Linked DNA regions of Homo sapiens: region 2 is linked to region 1. A link is a loop called in an ENCODE intact Hi-C map of the cell type or tissue named here. Cell type or tissue: CD14-positive monocyte. All regions are shown on one strand. Each heading gives the region's core, and the rest is flanking DNA. Links, peaks and the distances in the headings are about the cores only. Region 1 overlaps WWOX (WW domain containing oxidoreductase). Region 2 overlaps WWOX (WW domain containing oxidoreductase).

The links. Peaks named below come from ENCODE experiments on the same cell type or tissue, not always from the same donor. Only the 100,000 strongest peaks of a DNase experiment are listed, where the experiment ranks them.
Region 2: a loop joins it to region 1, with 1.8 times the contacts of the local background. A loop is called at or near these places in 4 of 110 quality-filtered maps.

Annotation. Positions count from the first base shown.
Region 1 is chr16:79,125,578-79,136,963 of GRCh38, reverse strand. All of the region lies in intron 8 of WWOX (WW domain containing oxidoreductase), which reads right to left. Among named protein-coding and RNA genes, the nearest start is that of MAF, 470 kb to the left of the region's middle. In CD14-positive monocyte, for the core only: no CTCF peak of the experiment used is centred there; DNase peaks (open chromatin) are centred at 7,053 and 9,003; H3K4me3 peaks cover 1,065 bases; H3K27ac peaks cover 1,054 bases.
Region 2 is chr16:79,179,885-79,191,270 of GRCh38, reverse strand. The region is part of intron 8 of WWOX (WW domain containing oxidoreductase); the gene reads right to left. Among named protein-coding and RNA genes, the nearest start is that of MAF, 420 kb to the left of the region's middle. In CD14-positive monocyte, for the core only: no CTCF peak of the experiment used is centred there; no DNase peak of the experiment used is centred there.

The DNA.
Region 1 (11,386 bases), core at 2,219-10,218:
ATTCTCTGTAAGATAGGGGGAGGATTAATCACATGTAATTGATTGATCTACTGCCTCCTGCAGGTTGGACAGTTTACACATAATTTCATATTGCATGTAACAAATATGATTACACATATTCTGGAAATGTTAAGAAGTTCCCGGCATAACACAGGCATGTACATGGCATGTGCCTATTGAATTTTGTTGGCTTCAAGGGATATTATTACTCCTGCCATATGTCAGGAAGCTGAGGCTTAGCCACATAAAGTCACCTGCCCCAGGTCATGCAACTAGAAAGGACCCGGTGAGGAACTGGTGCCCACCCTGTCTCTGGAATCCATGCACTGACCACCAGTGAAGGGCAGGTAGCTTTCCTCTGCTGGCTTTAAGTTCCTGTTCACTTTTTCCTCCCAATCACAATTTCACAGAAATTAGCCTAAGAAGTGACATCAGGGCCAGGCATGGTAGCTCACGCCTGTAATCCCAGCACTTTGGGAGGCCGAGGCGGGTGGATCATGAGGTCAGGAGATCAAGACCATCCTGGCCAACATGGTAAAATCCCGTCTCTACTAAAAATACAAAAATTAGCTGGGTGTGATGGTGCATGCCTGTAATCCCAGCTACTTGGGAGGCGGAGGCAGGAGAATCGCTTGAACCAGGGAGTCAAATGTTGCAGTGAGCCGAGATTGCACCACTGCACTCCAGCCTGGCAAAAGAGCAAGACTCCGTCTTAAAAAAAAAAAAAAAGAAGAAGTGACATCAGTATGCCAGTTGCACCTTCATGGCTTTCCTGACTCTCACCTGGACGCTTTCAGGTATAAATATTTCCTGTTCAGGCAACATTGGCAGTTGGACGTTGACTAGCTTTGGAAAATACAAGACTTAAATGGTATTCTGCCAAATTCACTGTGCATTCAGAGTATATTTGAATATAGAAAGTTAAAATTGCTGCACAGGAAAAAATTACAAGGTTGCAAACAAACGACAAACATTAAAATATTTACAATAGTCAGCCATTCGAAGGTGGTGATGGTTTCCTTAATTTACACAGAGCTCTCACCAGTAAATGAGAGCAATCTTATAGAAAGCTGGACCGAGAATATGGAAAGGCAGTTCAGAAAAGAAGAAATGTGAATGGTCAATAAAAGTACAAAAATCTACCCAACATCACTCACAATTACAATGTAAAATTAAGAAATAATGGTGAGGATTTTTTTTACACGACTGATAGCTATATTATTTTTTTAAAATGGTAATACTCCAAATCAGCATCTGTGTGTTACACAGACACTTAGATTTGGTGGGTGTGTGAATACATTTTGGGAGGTCAATACTGAAATATCTGTTAAAAATTTGAAGTACATCTCATTGGTCCACAATTGAATTTCTAGGAATATACTCTACCTATTGATGTATATGTCAAAGAAAGTCAAGGTATAAGCTGAAATGCAACTTATAATATGCAAAGATTAGAAATAACTTAAATCTCTTTTAATAGATGGATAGATGAATAGATTTATATTAAAATTATTTAACAGATTTATTACATAAGTAAATGATGGTGAAGACAGACAATGGGATAACAGGCAGCCTTTTAAAAGAATTAACTAAATATACAGAAATGAAAATAAATGTAATCCATAAAATTATGGGAAAAGGAAAGGTATAGAACAATGTATATAAATCAAGACATACATGTAAATTAACAAGTGTACTCATACACAAAATATGAATGCATATTTATGAGTATGCATATTTACGTGTATGGATCAAAAATAAATATTTTTTTCTAGCAAGGTTAACAATACACTGTCAACAGTGGTTATTTTGGAGGTATAAGAAGAAAACATTTCCTGAGAAGAAGAAAAAAATTGTTAGAAAATTCAAGCCACAGTGAAAAACAATGTTTATGTATTATTTGTATATATTTTTTATTTATAAGAGAGAAAAATTAATCCAATGAACAGCATAAGCCCTCATTTCAATTTCAAATCATCCTAATTTTCAAATGTATGTAGCTCCTGTCTGCAAACACATACCCTGTTTGGAACTCATTATTGGTGGCATTCACTCCACTTTGCTACAGAACACCTTCCAGTGGGAATGCAGTTGCTTTCTCCTTTCCAAGCCACCCCTGGTGGGGACCCATTAGGCCATCCCGTGTCAAATGAAAAGAAACAGGCAACTGGAGCCATCCCTGGGTGGATTTCTAAATCCCCTGGCTAAGTACTGTACAGACTTAGCTGAGTTACTTCATTTCTCTGAGCCCCAAGTCCCTTCATGACATGTCTATAAGAATGTCCTTGTGAAGAAATCGCGACCTAAATGTGTATATGTTTCTGTGTGTGTCTGTATGTGTGGGTGTGGGTGTCTGTATGTGTCTGCATTTATAAAAAATCTACTGTGGAGTTCTAATAAGTAAGCAGCAATGAGGAAGAGGCCCCAGGTAGGAGTGGGCCCCGGGTAGGGAAGAACAACAAACAATCCGCAGGCACAATGACCTCGACCTCATTCTGCACATAGCTCCCTCCAACAGGACCCTGTATAACTTCAGTCCCTCCAGCCCCTGCCTCTTTGCAGACAGCCCCTTCCATGCTGGGCTGCCTGTTGCAACCTTACAGTGTACTTTCTTATCTTCTCCAATAAATCCACCTTTCTTTACCTACAACTGTCTTGGTGAATCCTTTACTGCCTGTGCCACCAGTCCCAGATAGTGACTACCTGCAACATGTACTGCCCTCAGCAGTTATTTATAACAAATTGGATTCTTTCTTTTTCCTTTGTAAGAAAATTAAAGAGAAAAAAAAATCATAAGATAATCCCAATTATTCCCTCCACTGAGAATAGCAAAATGTGACCTCACCCAGATCAGCATATTTTTAAAAAAAAACACAGGCCCATTCTTCATAGTGACAACCAAACCTCTATGGCCATAGCAGGAAGAAACAAACTCTTCCTACATGCTTGCTTAGATAGTCCAGCATGAGATCCTGGCTCACATATTTGCTCCTTAAATTTTTCTTCTTGAGGACTTGCCTGAATTCACTGAGTATTATATTAATCTCTTCCCTGACAAATGCCCCCAAAAAAATCTACCTCCAAGATTTTGCACATTTTTTGTGCCAAGCCTTTGAAAAAAACATTTACTGAGGATTGACCAATGTCATTTCATTACATCCTGCATTTCCCCTCAATTCTATACGCCTAGTTAAGTAATACGTTTGACCAGCCACCATTAGGAAAACTTCTTCAGCTGGTAGAACACTTGCTGGCTTTTAAAATTACTGATACAATATACAACTCCCCAGTGCAGGCCACCGGCAAGGACAGCAGAAATATAAAGTAGCACTTAGCTTTTATAAGGCCACATTCTACATCTTCAAAAAGACTGCACCTTGCACTCCATTAAAATAATAAAGAAACAGAATGAAGGAAAAAGAAAAGAACATTTAAGGACCTGAAGTTTAAATATACTAAAATGAGAACCACCTGTTCTGTACTTTACTGTTAGAGACCGTACTCGTTCTGTGTAAGGATTTCTTACCCTTTCTGCAATATGAATGTGTGTCATAGTTTATATTGACATCAATCTTTGCTCCCATTTAAGGAACTGATATTGGGTTCCCCGTTAATGTTGAGGGGGACCTCAAATTTGGCAAGGTGGAAAATTGTTAAGTGGCGTCTCATTGACGAAAGTAAAGGGCTGTGATCTGAAGGGGAAGGTCAGAAGATGAAGGGCAGGAGGAACCATGAAATGCGTTTCATTAGATCAATAAAATGTATGACTTCACTCGCTTAATTACATAAATAAAGTTGTTAAAAAGAAAATAAACTCGGGCACACACCATGCTAAATTAGCAGGGGCTTTATGTAAGACGAAGAAACTAGAAACAACCCTAGAAAGGTCACTTGCATGTATGTGTTTTCTTTTCAAAAGCTTCATGCAAAGCCAGAAGGAAAATCTCACAGAGCTGTGTGCCTGCCAGGACTGGTAAGATCCAAGTGACAGAACAGACCCAGGCAAGATCGAGGAGGCGAAACTCAGATCAGCCAAGAAGCCCCACCACTAATCCAGTGCTCCATCCATCTGGTTTAAATCGTGGTTTGAAGCATATTTATGTGATAAAGAATTAAAGCTGTTTCTCTTGGCCACCTAAATAATTGGGACACTCTCTTTTGAAAAGTCATTGACATCAGTACAAGCATATTCAAAACTGAATTTAGAATTAAAGAGGCTTGAGTGTGCTTAACTTTTTTAAAGTATGCCAGAGCCTCTTTCCAAAGTTTTTTTTAAGCGACAATATAAGTAATAACTTAGCAAGGTCCTAAGGGATTTATTCTTGTTTTAAAAAAAGAAAAGCGATGTTTGAGGGAAAAAGAGAGACACAGAGAAACCAGACAGAGAGCAAATGGAAAGGTTGCTGCTATCGAGATCAAGAAACAAACTCAGAATATTCCTGAAAAGACTACCTCCCAATCATCTGAAACGTGGCAAGTAACTCTCCCAAATAAGTACCATTATTTTAATCACGAAACACTATTTCTGTAACACTGGCTGTGGCTTTATTTAGGTTGTCTCTCATGAAGCGTTAGACAAAGAGAAAACTATTCTTGAGCAAAATCCACCAACCGGAAGTCCCAATACTGGGACCTAACAAAATCTTGCCTGAAATCAAAGCCTAGGTGCCCTCTTCCAGCTTCACCACTGCTGCCTTTTTATGTAAAATGTAACTTATAAAGTCAACTAAAGTTCCAGCAGCAATGATTTAAATATGATTGCTTTCCAAGTACAGGGATGTAGGACGTAGGAAGGGGTGTGTGTGTGTGTGTGTGTGTGTGTGTGTGTGTGTGTGTTTCTGCAAGTGTTGGGTGGGAGAGTGATACGGTTTGACTCTGTGTCCCCACCCAAATCTCATCTTGTATCTCCCATAATTCCCATGTGTTATGGAAGGGACCTGGAGGGAGACAACTGAATCATGGGGGTGGGTCTTTCCTGTACTATTCTCATGATAGTGAATAAGTCTCGTGAGATCTGATGGTTTTAAAAACAGGGGTTTCCCTGAACAAGCTCACTCTCTTTGCCTGCTGCCATCCGTGTAAGACGTGACTTGCTCCTCCTTGCCTTCCACCATGATTGTAAGGCTTCCCCAGCAATATGGAACTGTAAGTCCATTAAACCGATTTTTCTTCCCAGGCTAGGGTATGTTTTTATCAAGCAGTGTGAAAATGGACTAATACAAGGAGTAAAGAGATATACTGCTGCTTGATCACCCATGTCCTGTTTTTGAAAAGTTAAGACACCCTGTGTTAATTCACTGATGCTGACACCATGGCAGAGATAAAGCCTCAATATATATCCTTCCAGTGTGACTTTAACTATGACAAGGTTATCACTTAATACACCATCATTCAAGAGTTGATTTACTGGCTCCTGGGTGTCCCCGTCTTGCACTCAACTCTCAACTTTCCTGGGACTAGGACATTCAGGGGTATTGCTTAACATTTCATAAATTGCATAAGAGTATGTGATAGATCTAATTTCCATAAATGAACACAAACAACATTTTTTTTCCCTCCGAATCAGGAGGGAAAAAAAGACCTCAAAGCCTCCTGCTTTTCAGGCTCTCTTTGTGTCCTCATGTGCAAACTAATTTTTTCCAAGCACATAACTCACTCAAGGATCCATGCCTCTTGGGAGTACAGCTTCTTCTTTTGCTTCTAATATTTTGTGTCTCACTCTCACAAATGGCCCTGGAGGAAGGGAGAGACCAGCAGTCTTCTTGCTGAATCACCTTGCTTGTTACATGCAGAGGAGAGCTCATCCCTGCTTGGGAAGGAAGGCCCGGGAGGCAGGGGCAGCATGGAGTCTGTCCAACTCTCACAGAAAGCCCACTTTTCAGGAGTGAAATCAAACAAAAAAAGAGAAGCCTGCTGGTCATTGTGTGTTCTGGTTGTGATATAACTTCATCCAAAAAAGGATTATGTCAATGTTCTTTTTATGATATCCCACACATCTCACTAGTTTCACTTATGGCCAACAATGCAGTGGTCTCTTCGGTTGGCATGCAGCCATTTCCCCCTTTTCTATTTCAAGGGTCACAGGGCCCCCTTGGCTCACACACCCGCAGTAGCTCCGCACTGTGCGGAGAACATGGAAATCTCAAAGAACTGCTGGGGAGCATATGTACTTGATCACAGCCCAACAAGATGAAGACTCTGCATCTGTAATACATTGTGGCGATTACAAGTCAAATCTGGAAGGACGCCAGTACCGCAGCACTTCATTAGGGTCTAATTAGTCATTGTTTCTTGTTGCCCTGGGTTAATTTGTTCTTGGCTTCCTAAGTGATCAGCATAGGAGTTTCAACTCCATGGGGGCAACCTCAATGTCCCTGGAGTCTTCTGAGCAATGTAAGATTACCAGGATGTGAATGTACAGGTTCCACAGTCCTTGAGTCCTGATCTCTGGAGTCTCAAGACTCAGCTCAAAGGACATCTTCTCTCTGAGGCCTTTACTAACCCTGTTTTTACGTAGAACTGACCCTACCCTCCTCATGATCTGTGCTGTACTTCATACTGTCTTTTGTGCCTATAATACTAATGCACTATTTATTAGTTGTATTAATCATCATGCTGTATGTTATTTTATATTTAATTATCCAATGAAAACAATATATTTTGAGGTCTAAGTGGCAGGCACTATGCTAAGCACTTTATATAGAAATTATTTTGTCCCCTCTGTTGTATGTGGTACTGAAGGAAGAGACAAGAGCACAGGTTCAGGAATCAGACACTCTGGGTTTGAAATCCCAACTCCACCAGCCTGTGACTGTGAGCTTGGGCAAATTCCCTTTCTATTACACATCTCATCTGTAACACACAGATGGAAATAAAAATGGCAACCTTACACGGTTATTCCAATAAATACACCCATTAATTAATGAAAACTGCTAACAAGGAGTAAGCTCTCTGTAAATATTAGCTGTTTTTATTACCTCTATTTTACAGATGAGGAAACGGAGACTTAAAGTGGCAAAGTGGTAAAGGGACCTACCAAAGATGACTCAGCCAGTGAACAGCGACGCTTACACTTCACTCCAGGGAGCCTGACCCCTGCCTGTGTGCTCAGCACCAATTTGACCCAGGCTGTCACCCTCCTTCGACTGGTCCATGAGCTCTTTGAGGGATGGACTGTGACTGTCTTTGAATGAGCTAGATAATTCAATGCATGGATTGAATAATTTATTTATTAATGGCTTTAGATTTTAATAAATCATAGGCACAGTGCCAGGCATGGAATGCAGTCCATAAAGGAATGTTGGGATGCAACTAATGTGAAATGAATTTCATTTGAGAATTTATTTTCAGTGTATGCTTTGCTTGTCCCTGCAAATATACCAGGTAGAGGTAATCCTAATTATTTAAGCATAAATACAGCAGTCTTTCGGAATAAACCGCCATTTTCTGCAGCTTAAACCTAATGTATGTAGCTTTTAAAACACAATCATGTACTCCTTTATTAATAAACTTTTTACACATTTTAAGTGGTTTTTCTCCCGTGTTTGATAGATACATCAAGATCGTTCCATACGAGATAGACTGCATCATAACAAATTTTAAGGCACTGAGAGGTGTGTGACTATGTGCATAACGAACATATCAGGAAGTGTGCCCCCCTCATTTATACAATCTTTTAATATTGGGCAGCACGCTAAAACTACATCTCTATTTTGCGTTGGAGGTTTTCCAATCCTAGGCCCTGATGGTCTCTCCCCACCTTCTCTTAGACTTGTCTTGATACTTGATGAAGTTCAAATGCTTGAACAGTGCCTACTGAGATACAGGAGGCAACATTTTATAACTACCGTTGTTTGCAAGCATTCCTATCAAGATCCATACTTGCAAACTCTCAGCATAAAAGAAGAAACAGAGTTCTGTGTCAGGACAATGAACTTGGACTGTTGTTTACCAGCAAATGGAAAACAACATTTCTAACCCAGAGAAGGGACGCTTGGCCCCCTTTGGTGATGCCTCAGCTCCCTTCACACTGGGCAACAATGGCACCTTTGTGCGGGTTGTGGGATCGTGACACCAGTCAGGCCTTACTGCTTGGGCAACTGAATCACAACCTTCATACTCTGCAGAGTGTTCTAGTCCCATTGTGAACAAAATATGTAAGGAGACCTAGCCTCCGCCCCCGGCTCTGTTATCCCTGACTTCAGATTGAATCCTACTGGCTTACAAATGCACTTTTCAAACCTTGGCAAATTCACCCCAACACTTTAGAAATAAGTAGGATGCTGTTAAAACATTAGAATTCCTCAGTTGAGTGAAATCATTCTTTGGAAATAAATGCCCAGACCCTTCTGTGCCACTGCATTTGCTACTGAAATCAAACCGTTATAAAGCTCAGGATTTAAAGTTAACCTGGGTCCAAGACATGGTACCATTCCTTAATAGCTGTGTGACCTTGGCCAAGTTATTTAACCTCTCTGAGCCTTAATTTTCTTACCTGTAACAGGGGGATGATAATGACTTTACAGGGTTGCTGAAAGTGTTAAAAGGACAAATTTGGGGTTTAGTGTTTTTTTTTTTGTTTTTTGTTTTTTGTTTTTCACACTTCTAAGACCTATTTTTTTTTTAACTCTTAGCTATTAGGGGACGTTGTACTAACAAAATTAGTGTTTGTCTGAACACACGTGGATTGGAAGTGATAGGAAAGATTTCTCCAATGGGATCAGGAGTAAGTGACATTGCCACAAACAACATTAAGCTTTTGCTCAAATGATTCTGGCAGGGCGTTTTATCTTCATCAAACCACAGCCATTGTCTTCTTCTTAAATCTCTTCTTCTCTCCTGGTCCTTACTGGATAATAACATCAGTGGGTGGTGGGGGATGGAGAAGGGGGTAACCAAATCATCAGCATCTCCCCTGCTCCATTCCTCACATCCAGTCACTCATCAATGATGGGTCTTTGCCATGCACTTTCTCTCTCTCTTGTTCCTCTATCAGACCAGGCCTTTGCGTAACTGTCATGTGGACTACTGCAAGTTGTACTGATTTCCTGCCCTGAATCCAATCTTCTCCTTCTTGCAGTCTAACTTCTGTGTCCCAACAAAATATTTCTCCTTAAAGCACATTTTGAGAGCATTCACTTGCACCTTCCCATCCACATGTACTCTCAGTCCACCCCTCCACCCAGCTACAAAGCATGGAGTCAGGAAATGCCACCCTAACTGTCGTATGTTGCTTAGTGGGAATGTAAATCAGAACAACCTCCGTAGAGGGCAATTTGGCAATATCTATGAAAACGACCGGAGTGCATACTCTCTCAGCCGATGCTGCTATTTCTAAGACTCAATCCTGCAAATACATGCATGCACGTGGGAAGCGATGTCGGTGCAAGGTTACACGTTGCGGCACAATTTGCAATAGCAAAAGGCTGGGAACAACCCAAATGTCTATCAATAGGGAATTGGTTCAATGAATTATGAAACATCCACACAGTGTAATACTCAGCAGTTGTTAAAAAATGAAGAAATAATTTATATGCTGATTTAGAACCATCTCTAAGATATATTGTCAAGCAAAAAGAGCAAGGTGTGTATAGCAAAGTGAAGGGGAGGGCAGAAGAATATACAAACATATTGCCTTGTAAATGCATAATAATGTCTAGAAGGATGCACCAGGAAATAACATCGGTTCAGAAGAGGAATTAGGTGCTAAAGGAAAGGGGTAGAGGGAGATTTTAACACACATAAAGAAAAACATAGGTGTGTGTGTGTATATGTATACAAGGATTTTATATATGCACATAGGTATATAAATATATATACATATACACCTTGTTTTTATCTTCTACTTTTGATTTTTGAACCATATAAAAGTATTACCTATTCAAAAATAAATATTTTATGTGTATATGTACATTTTTTAATCCTAATTTAAAAAAAAATAAAATTAAAGAAATAAGTTTAAAAAAAAAGCAGTGGCCACATAAGCCAGGCACCTATTTTCTGTCTTCTCTAGGCAACTGTGATACATAAATTACTTCCCACTCTCTCCTTTTCTCTGTCTTACACACAGAGGCTGTATTTACCTCCTCAAAATTCAGCTTTGAGCACAATTTCCTGTTCCAAAATTCCCTGTGGCTTTGCATGTCCTATAGGACATCCAGTCATTCTGCATGGAGTCTAAATTTATGTAGGCTGGAGTCTAAATTTCTTAGTCTAACCTTCAGGGTCCACCACTGACCCCTCAACTCAGTTTTCCAGCCTGTGCTCCATCACTGCTCCCTTGCTGTATTAGTCTGTTCTTACACTGCTACACAGAAATACCTGAGACTGGGTAGTTTATAAAGGAAAGAGGTTTAATTGACTCACCGTTTCACATGACTGGGGAGGCCTCAGGAAACTTACCACCATGGCAGAAGACGAAGGGGAAGCAAGAACCTTCTTCACAAGGCGGCAGGAGGGAGAATGAACACAGAACGAACTACCAAACACTTACAAAGCCATCAGATCTCATGACAACTCACTCACTAGCATGAGAACAGCATGGGGAAAACCACCCCCATGATCAAATTACCTCCACCTGGTCCCTCCTTTGACACGTGGGGATTACAATTCGAGATGACATTTGAGTTGGGACACAGAGCCAAATCATATCACTTGATCAGCTCCCAAAGCTAAATCACTCATGTTGACTAGGTGCTTACCCTTCTTACCTCTGTTTCCAGCATTCTGTCCTCCCAGCACCCCAAAGCCCAAGCTCTGCTTGGTTCCAAGCCTCAGCTCACATCCTCTTTCCCCATCACATCATCCAGAATGACAGCTCACCTCCATCCCCAAGCTGGAAGAAAGCCCCTTCTTCTGTGAAACTCCAGGGCACATTATGTTGCTTCCCTACCATATTTAACACAAGGGATCATAATTTTGTACATGTTTATCCATTCATTCAGTAAACATCTACTAAGCACCTACTGTATGTATGTACTGAAAGAGGTGTTAGAGTAAAAACACCACCAGCCGGATTCCTGCACTCACAGAGATGACAGTCTCCTGGAGAAGACAGATAGTAAAGAAACCACGCCTTCGACGATAATCTTTGATAATTTCAACATGGAGAAGTAAAAAGCTATGGCAAAAATGCTAATTGTTTGCTCAAAGCAACACCATAATGTTTCAATTTAGCACAAGGGGCTCTGAAGTCCAAAGAACCCATATTAAATCCTGGCACTGCCCCAAAGCTATGTTCCTCCAGATCAGGGATTCACAATGTCAACATTGTTGACACTTGGTCCATGGCCTGGGGGTTGGGGTTGCTCTAGAGTTATGGCCCAGAACTTGTCTCCTTGGGAGGATGCAGGAAGGGTCTTCATCCCAAGGGTCCAGCTACATTTGC
Region 2 (11,386 bases), core at 1,587-9,586, 55 kb before region 1:
CAGCCTGGGCAACACGGTGAAACCCTGTCTCTGCTAAAATACAAAAAAAATTAGCCAGGTGTGGTGGCAGGTGCCTGTAGTCCCAGCTACTCGGGAAGCTGAGGCAGAAGAATCGCTTGAACCCGAGAGGCGGAGGCTGCACTGAGCCAAGGTTGTGCCACTGCACTCCAGCCTGGGCGACACTGCAACAGAGCGAGACCCCGTCTCTTAAAAACAAACAAACAACAAAAAAAAGAAGTCATGCTTTGCTCATCTTCCCAGCATCTTATTATACACACATCACCTTTGATACATGATTTTATTTGAATGTGTAGACAAATGAGAGATTTAGCCACAATTCACAAAATTTAGGTAACACCAACTAATTAGCTGTCTAACTCAAGAGTCCTCAAATTTACCTGCAAAAGGGCAGATAGTAAATATTTTAGACTTTGCAGGCTCTACATTTATAAGTACTCAACTTTGCTACTGTAGTGCAAAAGCAGCCATAGACAATAGGTAAACAAATGCACCTGGCTGTGTTCCAATAAAACTTTATTTACAAAAACAAACAGCAGGCAGGATTTGGTCCATGAACTGTAGTTGGCAGAGCCCTCTTCTACCTAATGCCAAGTAGTTAATCATCTAAGTAACACCAACTAGTTCATCTTCTGAATGAGTTCCCTCCCTTGACAAAATGGACTTGACATTTGACTGAACTGTCGTGCCAGTTTAATCCAAGTTGGAAACGTGAAGTGAATTTCAGTGGAGCCAGAGGGTGTGAGGCCTCTCTCTTGGGGCCTCTCTGTAGCGGGGTAAGGCCTCTGTGGGTCTGAATTTTCAGAGACCTACGAATATTCCAAAGTCCAGTGGTCTTTGGAATTCATATCCAGACCTTAGGCAGGAATCTACGCCTAATAGCTACACGCTAATTCCCGATTTTTTTTTTCCATAAAAAAGGATATGAGGCCGGGCACGGTGGCTCACGCCTGTAATCCCAGCACTGTGAGAGGCTGAGGCAGGCAGATCACTTGAGGTCAGGAGTTCGAGACCAGCCTGGCCAACACGGTGAAACCCTGTCTTTACTAAAAATACAAAAGTTAGCCAGGCGTGGTGTTGCACACCTAAAATCCCAGCTACTCGGGAGGCTGAGGCAGAAGAATTGCTTTAACCTGGGAGACTGAGGTTGCAGTGAGCCGAGATCACACCGCCGCCCTGGGCGACTCAGTGAGACTCTGTCTCAAAAAATAATAATAATAATTAAAAAACAAGGCGTTATGAAAACATTTCCATGGGAAGATGATAAAATAATGGAGCAATCAAATGCTTCCAAATTAATATCTTTATCCCCCCCCCCTTCCCCACCCCATACCAGCTGTCACCTAAAACTAGGTAGAATATGAAACCACTGGAAGTTTTTAAGGAGTTAAACTACCTACTAAAATCACTCAGCTCCTATCAATTGCAAGATGCCAAATAAATATCCCCCCCCTCCCACCGGGAGCAGGTAACAACTGTGTATTCGCAATTTCAGGACAGCCAAGCAAATGAACACGGCGGGATGAAACCCCTCCCTTGCTCCATTTCTTATCTCTCCTAGCTAACATCTATTGTCAAAAGATAACCTCAAACCCCTTAGATTAGAACAGAAATTACTAGAAATAATTATTCCTCAAAAATATGCTTTCCTAGGCTGGGCACAGTGGCTCATGCAGGTAATCCTAGCACTTTGAGAGGCCAAGGTAGGAGGATCGCTTGAAGCTAGGAGTTTGAGACCGGCCTGGCCAACACAGTGAGACCCTGTCTCTACAAAACACACACACACACACACACACACACACACACACACACACACACACACACACACAAAGCTGGGAGTGGTGGTGCATGCCTGTAGTCCCAGCTACTCGGGAGGCTGAGACAGGAGGATCACCTAAGCCTGGGAAGTCGAGGCTGCAGTGAGCCACAATGGTGACACTGTACTCCAGCCTGGGTGACAAAGTGAGATCCTGTCTCAGAAAAAACAAAAAGAAAAAAAAAAGAAATAGGCTTTCCTAATAGATGCCTGTTCCAAATGCTCAGGCAATTTTTCCAAAATTAAATGCCATTATGGAAGACGACAGACCATGCTGGAAACAGAAAGTCCAATGTCCCAGGGGCAATACCATCTCTCTCCCTAGGTTTCTAGCAGACAAGTTTTTGTCTTTCTCTATATATACACGTATCTGTATTTTTTTTCTTTTCTTTTTCACCTGCAAATCTCTGTCAACTCTTCCACACAGAATCCAAAAGCTTTCCACTATGTGTCACAATATAGATTTGCATGCAATAAAGACTATAATTATTGAGCATTTATGAGAAGTAATATTTTCCCTCTGGTGCATGTTAGCTCAGCTGCTCACACACAAGTGTGAATACTAATGCCTTCAGCTTACCTTGGCGCCACAGAAATGCAAGGTGAGAGAACCGAGCAGCCCCAGGAAAAGCAAACACTGAACCCCACCGTTGTCTGTAGGGAAGAATGTGGATTTCGAGGAGAACTTGGAAATAAAGGTGGCAATTCGCTTGCAGGATTTAAACATCAGGACTTTGTGCTAAGAGACTTGGAGGACCCAACCCAGCACATGCAACCAAGAGGTCTGCAGATCCTGCCTAGCAACAGATGGCTCAGAAGAAATGAATTGCTAGATAAACATTTAACTGAGAGTTTGACTTCGTAAGTGTGGAAATTAGGTGAAACAAAAGGAGAATGATTCTGAGGCATTCCAATTAGTCATCTGTGATTTCTCTGGCAATGCGTGCTGAACCTCCTACTGGTCCTGACATTCTCAAAGAAAGAAATTTTGGAAATCCGTGAAAGGAAATGTAAAGTATCTAAGAGAACTTTAGTAACACAGTTACCGAAAAAAGAGAGAGAGCATTTGCAAGGGAAATAGGTCTTGGCCACACCGGTCACGACTCAAAGCTGTGTCTAAAACCACAAACACGAGGCCAGCTTGAACGCCTGCCTCCACCGACATTTCCTTTTGGGTACAGAGGGCAAAAGTGTGTGTTTCCATTTTTATCCCATGCAGCACCACTACCGCCTCCCACCTTGTCCCTTCTCCCATCTCTGCTTCGTTTAGCTCAAGACTTCGTGGGTTTTCTTCTGTGGCACATTCCAGGAAGGAGATGAGAAAAATCAAAGTGACTCTACACTGTACTGCCCACAATTAGCAACCTCAGGGAAGAAAAGAGCATAACTACCCAGGAAGTGGGAGAAGGAATTTGTGTTTGAAGAGCACAGCTTGACTCCCCGTGCATGGGAGAGAGAGTGGACATTTCGAGATAAGAGGGAACATTATCAATCGTGCCTTGCCATCCATGCCTGGTGCACAGGAAGGACTCACAGCTCAGAAGAATTCATTCATAATTCTTTCTTTCTCTTCTCAAAAAATACAAGTGAAAGGGGGCCAGGCATGGTGGCTCACGCCTGTAATCCCAGCAATGTGGGAGGCCAAGGCCAGTGCATTGCTTGAGCCCAGGAGTTCGAGACCAGCCTGGCCAACATAGTGAAACCCCATCTCTACTAAAAATACAAAAATTAGCCAGGCATGGTGGCGCATGCCTGTAATCCCATCACTGTGGGAGGCTGAGGCAGGCCGATCACTTGAGGTCAGGAGTTCAAGACCAGCCTGGCCAACATGGTGAAACCCTGTCTCCACTAAAAATCAGCTGGGCGTGGTGGCGGTGTGCGGTGTGGAGGGGCCTGTAGTCCCAGCTACTTGGGAGGCTGAGGCAGGAGAATCGCTTGAACCTGGGAAATGGAGAATGCAGTCAGCAGAGATCACGCCGCTGCACTCCAGCCTGGGTGACAGAGCGATACTCTGTCTCAAAAACACAACAGAACAAAAGCAAGTGAAAGGAGTGGATTTCTAGTACCTGGTTCGTAGGGGCATAGGAGGTATTTGATCAATGCTTGTTAAATCCATGTTTGGGGGCACCACGATATTCTTTCTAGTAATAATAACCACTATAGATAAGCACGTTTAGCTTTCTCAAAAACTATGTGATAAGTGCTGATATTAACCCGTTTTACAGGGGAGGAAAATGAAGTACGCAGCATTTAAGTAACTTTCTCAAAGTCATTCAATTCGTAAGTGGTGGAGCTGGGATTTGAACCCAGGGGGTTCGGCTCAGTGTCTATGATTTTCTAATGACCCCCCTAACAAACACAATACCCAAAGAGTCATTCTACTTCCTGCTCTGCACATTTAGGGTGTTTTCTTTTACTGCACAATTTATATTTTCTCAAGCACTTCTGGCTTTTGAAATTCTTCATATTATGATATAGTGACACCTGTCACTCCACATGTCTACTTTTGGGCTTGGGAGTGAACATTCACTGCAGTGAGCATGTGGTGAAAAACCAATATGTTGAAAAACTGGCTGGGGGATGGGAGAAAAGGAGAAAAGGTGAGAAATGTGGACTAAGCTTCCCTGACCCCCAGTTTCCTCATTACTAGAAATGCTAGCGTGAGGATTGGAGAAAAATTCCCAGACTAATGTCCCAAGTATACTAGATACTTGAGGTATGGCAACTGTACTGTTTACAGGAGTGAGATGATTACTAGTATTACTTGTTATAGGTTGAATCATGTCCCGAAGAATATATGTTCAAGTCCCAACCGCCATTGCCTCAGAATGTGACGTTACTTGGAAATAGACATGTAATTAGATTGGAATACAGAGTTAAACAGTTAAGATGCAGTCAGACTGGAATAGGGTAGGCCCTTAATCCAATGTGACCAGTGTCCTGATAACAAAGGAGAAGAGATCCAGAAACACACAGGGAGAAGGCCGTGGGAGGACAGACGCAGAGGTCAGATAGTTGCAGCTGCAAGCCAGGAAACACCAAGCGTTGCCACTGAACCACCGGAAGCGAGAGGAGCAAGGAGAGTTCTCTAGAGAAGGAGCATGGCCCTGTCCACACTGTGGTCTCAGACGTCTGGCTTCTAGGACTGTGAGATAATATTCCTGTTGTTTGAAGCCCTCTAGGCTGTGCAGTTTGTTACAGCAGCCATGGGAAGCACACACTGAATTATTCCTGTTATCATCTGGCTCATGTCTCTTCTCAGCCACCCCAAATAAGTCAGCACAGTCCTGGATGTATCCTTTAGGAACATATGACCATCTGTGTGAACACAGAGGCCCACAGCCACAGGCAGAAAACACCCAACATCATTTTTTGACAATACAGGCCATGTGAAAAAGACTTCAGAAAATTCTCTGAATGTACCTTCTCAAGGCCAGCAGACATATTAATAATACACACACACACACACGCATGCACACACACACACACACAGACATGGCATCTGTTCTAAATGTATGCCTTACCGTATTTTTCCTAATATCAGGCCTCAGATATCTGAGCACTAAATTTATCTTTTTTATAGTACTTCCTAGAAAACAGATGAGTCCCTTCTCACACTAGGCAGTGTCCGATGCATTCTACCCTGAGAACCACACCCTCTCGTTTATCCTCACTCTCATTTCTTTCCTGATTCCCTTTAACCTGCCACCTTCTCTGCTCTCAAGACAACACAGAAGGAAATCTATGATGTCTTAGCACAGGCTCTGCCAAACGCTCATCGGCAGGTGTTTGACAAAAGGCCCTCCCTGCATCCTGACAACCCAAGCCGTGAAAGACAGACGCGCCTGTCTTTGACATGAGATCTGTGCGGCGAGCTCTCAATCCGTTCTGAGGCTACCTGGATGACAAATGGATCTTGGCTGGCCAGGGGGCAGGAGGTGTCACATCTCCTTTAACTAACAAGTAATATGTCCAAAAGTAATTGTTAAAGAAAAAAATTGTCTCCCAGTTAGAAAATATGGTCAAATACACTTTCAAGTATTACCTCTTTTTTCCCCTCAAACTGTAAATAAGTAGAGGTGAGAAGATGAACTGCCTGCCACCAAAGCGGAGGATGGGTTGAAATTTTGTTTTTTATTGAGACTGCCTCTGCTCTTATTGAAGAGAGGCAGTTTCCTGTCTGGTTCAGGGGGCTTCACCAGGAAATGATGCTATTTGGGACTGTAAGTCCAAGTATTCTGAAACTAGGAGAAAAGAAAAACAACTTTTCCCTATATTTCACAGAGGGAAGGGGCCTCTCCCCCTCAGCCATTCTCAATTCAATAGTTCAGTAAAATTCATCCACAGTTTTTCTTATCTCAAGACCTCTCAAATCACAAAAGGACCAGAAGGTGAGCGTTAATCAAATTATTTGTGTGTTTCCTGATTTTTATAAACAGCATAAATGTTTCATTGTCAGTGCTAGGGACAGACTCAACCTCATCCCTCTTTAAAATGTAAAGGAGAATCCCTACAGCCAATGATTATCCAAAAAAGTAACACGTTCTTGATTGTTCCTTGACTGATTCCTTTTTATCACCTTCCTCTGGAGCCAACTGTCTCACTGCCAAGAGCATGGGGAAATCAGAACTAAATTAGCTGGAGGAATTAACAACCCAAATTGCCATTGGTGCCTCCTCTTCAAACTCCTATCTTGGCTATTTGTCTTCCTAGACTCCCACTCTTCTGGGAAAGGTGGAAAATTCTCAGGGTCAGATATGAATCACCACGGGGTGGGAGACTTCACCAAGGCTGGATGCCATATTGACCCTCAGGAGAGGCAGGTACAGGCTGGCACTACAGGGCTGGAGCTTGGAGAGTTGCAGAGTGGGTGCACAACACCAGAGTCAGAGGCAGGGTCAGGGAAAGATGCTAAAATCCAAGTGGACAAGAGTTTGTCTTGTGCTTTTGGTCAGTCTGCAGCAAAGACAACAGAAACATACAAGGCGTGGAAATTGGTGGTCTGGTGAATTTCCTTACATGGTGACTGATTATTCCAGGTCTCTGCCCCCATGGACACACTTTGTTCCTACATGCATTGCCACTGTCTGTCACAGTGATGGGTGTTCAAAAGCATTTGTTGAATAAATGAATGGTAGGCTCTTTGTGCAAAGAAAATTGGACTCTTCTGTGTGGACTCTACAAACTAATAGTCTACACTGTTACTATAGACTGTTACACTAACTGCATCTGACTCAATGAATTTGAATTAGTCAATTCAACAGTTCTGAGCATTTGGGGGAGGGTTTAATTTACAATCCATTCAGAAGATTTTTCAGTGATTGTGCTGGCAATTGCTGCCACTTTTCCCCATTTTGAGTCCTTTTGACAATGTTCATGCTTGCCTCCTCCAGCAAAAGCACTAATAAAGGAGAGTTATAAAGATGCAGTCACAGAGGTGAGGAGAGTTGAGAAAGTGACAAGGGCAAAGGCAAGCACGACACCAAAGCGTGTTTTCTTCTGGAGTCATCTGAGTGGCAGGTCTCGAAGCTCTAAGTATAGAGACCAGAGCAGTGAGAAAAGGACTGAGTGACAGTGTTAGTGTGATGCAGAGATAAGAATACAAATTTGGGAGGCACAGAACCTTTGGTTCAAATTCCAGCTCTGGGACCTAGGGCAGATGATTTAACTTTTTGTGCCTCCATTTTCTCATCTGTAGAGTGGGTGCAATAGTAGAAACCACCTCCGTAGGTAATGGGTATTAAATGGGCTGAAACATGCAGAGTTCACACATAGTTATTTGATACATTTGTTATAATAATTATTATTGCCACTTAGTATGTTATTAAGTATAAGGAACACACTGATTTACTCACAGCACTGGAGAGGGAGAGTAAGAATACAGTAAATTAGCACAATGATTATGGTTGGATGCCAATTCAGAGACACAGAAAAAAATAAAATGTGTATCTTCCAAAAGCAGAAATAAGACATTTAATCTCTTTGAGCCTAAGCTTTTATGTCTGCTCACAGGGCAGTTCTGAACGTCATCTGCGCTAGCATTTCATAGCACGGTGGCTGACAAAATGCATCTTCTTTTCTTGTGTCCCTCCCTCCTCTCATTTTTTTCCTTCTGGGAGGACAAAGACTAGAAGGTTGAAGGTGCTATGCAAGCCTCACAGGGAGCCTTGACCTTGTACCTACATTAGGTTTGCAAGAAAAGGAAAAGAGTCTAGCTGGTCAGCCACAGACAGTGGGCAAGGCTAGCCCTGCCTCATGGTGCCTGCCACCTGCTCTGCTCACGCCTTCTCCCCTCGGCTTGGGTCTTCCCGGTGTGGTTCCACCTGCATGAAGGCCAGCAGTGGAGTACCCATAGTGGGTTGCCAGAGAAGAGCACCCCAACATGGAAGACGGCAGGGGTGACCCCTCCTGAAATATGTGTGTCAGACGAGGGCCACCACTATGCTGACCCGCCTAGTACATGTCTTTACCTTCTTAGTCCTGCTGCCTTAAAAGAGCTCCCTCAGCCTACTTTCTGAGGATGCTCATCAGCCCAGAAGGCTTTTGTTAAATATGTCTTTGCCTAGCTGGAATTACGGAAAACAGAAACACACCCACCCACATATATTTCTGTAACACACACACAGTGCTCGTTCTGTGCCAGGCACGAAGTGTCTCAGAAATAGTGACTCATTTACTCCTCATAACAAAACTATGCAGTAAAAACTATAATTATCCCATATTTATAGTAAAATAAAGGCATAAAGAGGTTAATAACTTGCCCGGTGTCACAAGCTTGCAAGAGGAGGGGTCAGGATTTGAACCCAGGCCTTCTGACTCCAGAATCTTGGCTTTTAAACACCCTGATATTCTACTTTAAAAGCACAAATAACCCCACCAACCCCATTATAACAGGCCCCGCTAATTACTTTCCCTCCTTCTGATCCCTTCCAATCCCAGTGAAGAATCACTGCATTCTCAGAGAGTTCTTACACCAAAAGCCCATAAACAAAGATGGCACATATTTAGATAACATATATTAACGGGATAAGGAAAAATATAGATGTGAATATCGAGACCAAGGGCTGACATGTTAAAAAGGGAAGTAGGGAGACACAAAAGGCATTTCCGGTCGTTTTGATGACAACATGGCGCTGGTATATCATGGGGCAGGGCCAGGAATCCTGGATACCCTACAGTGTGCAGTACAAAGACGTGTACAGCCCCAGATGCTAATGGTGCCTGAGTCAGGTGACACAGGGCATGACCTGAAGATGAAAACGAACCACCAGAAAGAACAAGAGTCCCTCCCTTGCCACCGAGAAGTAATGCTCTAATGTCTCCAGCTGGCTGGTGTGAGCAGGAATCATCCTTTGGGTAGGGTGGGGATGTTGGAAGGTTCCCCTGCGGTACCCTTCAGCACACGATAACCTGTCTGCTGCAGAATCCACAAACTGCCCCGGGATTGTCAGAAGGTTCACTAATGAGCTGTGGTGAGGCTGGATAAAGCTTTCAAACGAATGATGTTTGTAAAATTATATTAATAACAATGCTCTATCCCAGTGGGGAACAGAATTATTCCTAGGGTTTATGCTGTGGTTTGTAAAATGCTACAGCTGCAAATGGATGAAACATGCAGCCTAAACCTGCAGTGGGATTGTTTGCAGGCTGAGATTTAAAAGACCTCTCCATTTGTGACCTCCGACCCAGTAATTCCACTTCTAGAACTCCAAGTATGTCAAAAGAAGGAAAAAGAGCCATGCAGAAAGATGTTCATCTCAGCATTATTTATCAAAGCAAAGAACTGGATACCACCCAAAGGCTGAGTAATAAGGGGGATGTTAAGCAAACTTTGGTACAACTATATGATGAAGTGCTTCCAGCCAATTAAAAAAAAAACCCCTACCAAGAGTTTTCAACAATACGAGGAAATCGTTCTGCATAGTGTTAAGTAAAACCACAGGATACAAAATTATGTCACCTGACCTTTGACTCAGAAATCCCATCTGTCCTACAAAATTAAAACCAGCAGTATATAATAACATATATTGCTGTAGTATTCATAAGGGCTAAAACAACAATAATATCAAAATTGAAAAGAAATGGAATGCCCATAAACAGAGGAATGATTGATTTAATTAGGGCTACTCCACAGCACAGAGCAGTATGCAAGCATTTTTAAAAATTTTTGTTTGATCTATACGTGTTCCGTATGTCTTGACCAAATAAAGCAAGTTTTAAAATAATGGACAAAATATTACGCTATTAAGTCACATACATTCCACTCCTATAGTGCATGTATAATCTGCATGTTTGCACGGTCACAGAAGGTCCAAAATTGCCACTTAGCAAAGGGAAGAGGTAGAGCATAAATTACGAGCGTTTTCTTCTTATATATTCATATTGTTTGACTTATTTAAATGAGCATGTATTAACTTAATAATGTAAAAAATCTAATACGCTAAAAAATCAGACATACAATATGATCTCAACTGTATTAAAATGCATGTGCCTGGAATAGGGAAAAAGACCAGACACAAATGTCCTTGTATGTAGCAGTGGTTATTATTAAGTATTGGAATTAGAAACAGTAGCAATTTTGTCAAGGTTTCTTGCATTTTCCTAGTTTTTCATTTTGTATATCTATATTAGGTTTCTATTCAGAGTGGATAAATGGATTGATGAATGGATGGATGGATGGATAGATGAATAGATATACACAGACAGATAGACAGGGAGACAAGAAAGGAATGAAGAAATGGAGGGAGGGAGGGAGAAAGAGAGAGAGAAGAGAGAGAAAGAAGAAGAGAAAAAGAAAGAAGCAAATTAAGCAATTGAATGAATGACTGACCTTCCTTTTCTCTTTCCACTTCTTCAGGGTTTCTAAGGTTCCTATTTCCCCAATTCCTCCTGCCCCTATCTCCTTCCCACATTTGAGGGTCCACAAGGAGGCTCACGAAGACACACAGCTGAGCCTGGTTACAGAGGCAGCACCATCACCACCCCAGGCTTTATGTCCATTTTATAATGGGTGAAACCCTCTGGAATTAATATCTGATGAAGAAATAAACCTGTTAACGGATAGATTTATAGTATTCAAATCACTATTGATCCATTCAGTACACAACTAATAAAAAGCTTCCTTGCGTGACCTTCCACCTTGTGCACACTTAAGCAAATTATCTGTAATAAACAAGTATTATAAGGACCCAAGGAAAATGTCAGCCTATAAATTACTGATCTCTCTCTCTCTCCTTCTTTGTCTGGAACTAGAAGTTAGGCACCAGCGTCGTTTTGATGTACCCGTGACCAAGACTCTGGATTCCCCAGAGTCTCTTCTAACATAGCAAAGATTCTTTCTTGTTGAACTGGGCAAAAGTGCACAATAGAATCTCTCAAAAAGCAACTCAGTGGAAACCTCAAGACAACAACCATCTTCTATGGGATAAGGGGAAAAAAAAAACCTGGTCTAGGAATCCAGTAACATGGACTTAAGTCTTGTATGTAAACTTCATCACCTGTGTGTCCTTGGACAAGTCACTTCACATCTATGCTGTAATTCCAACCTAAATC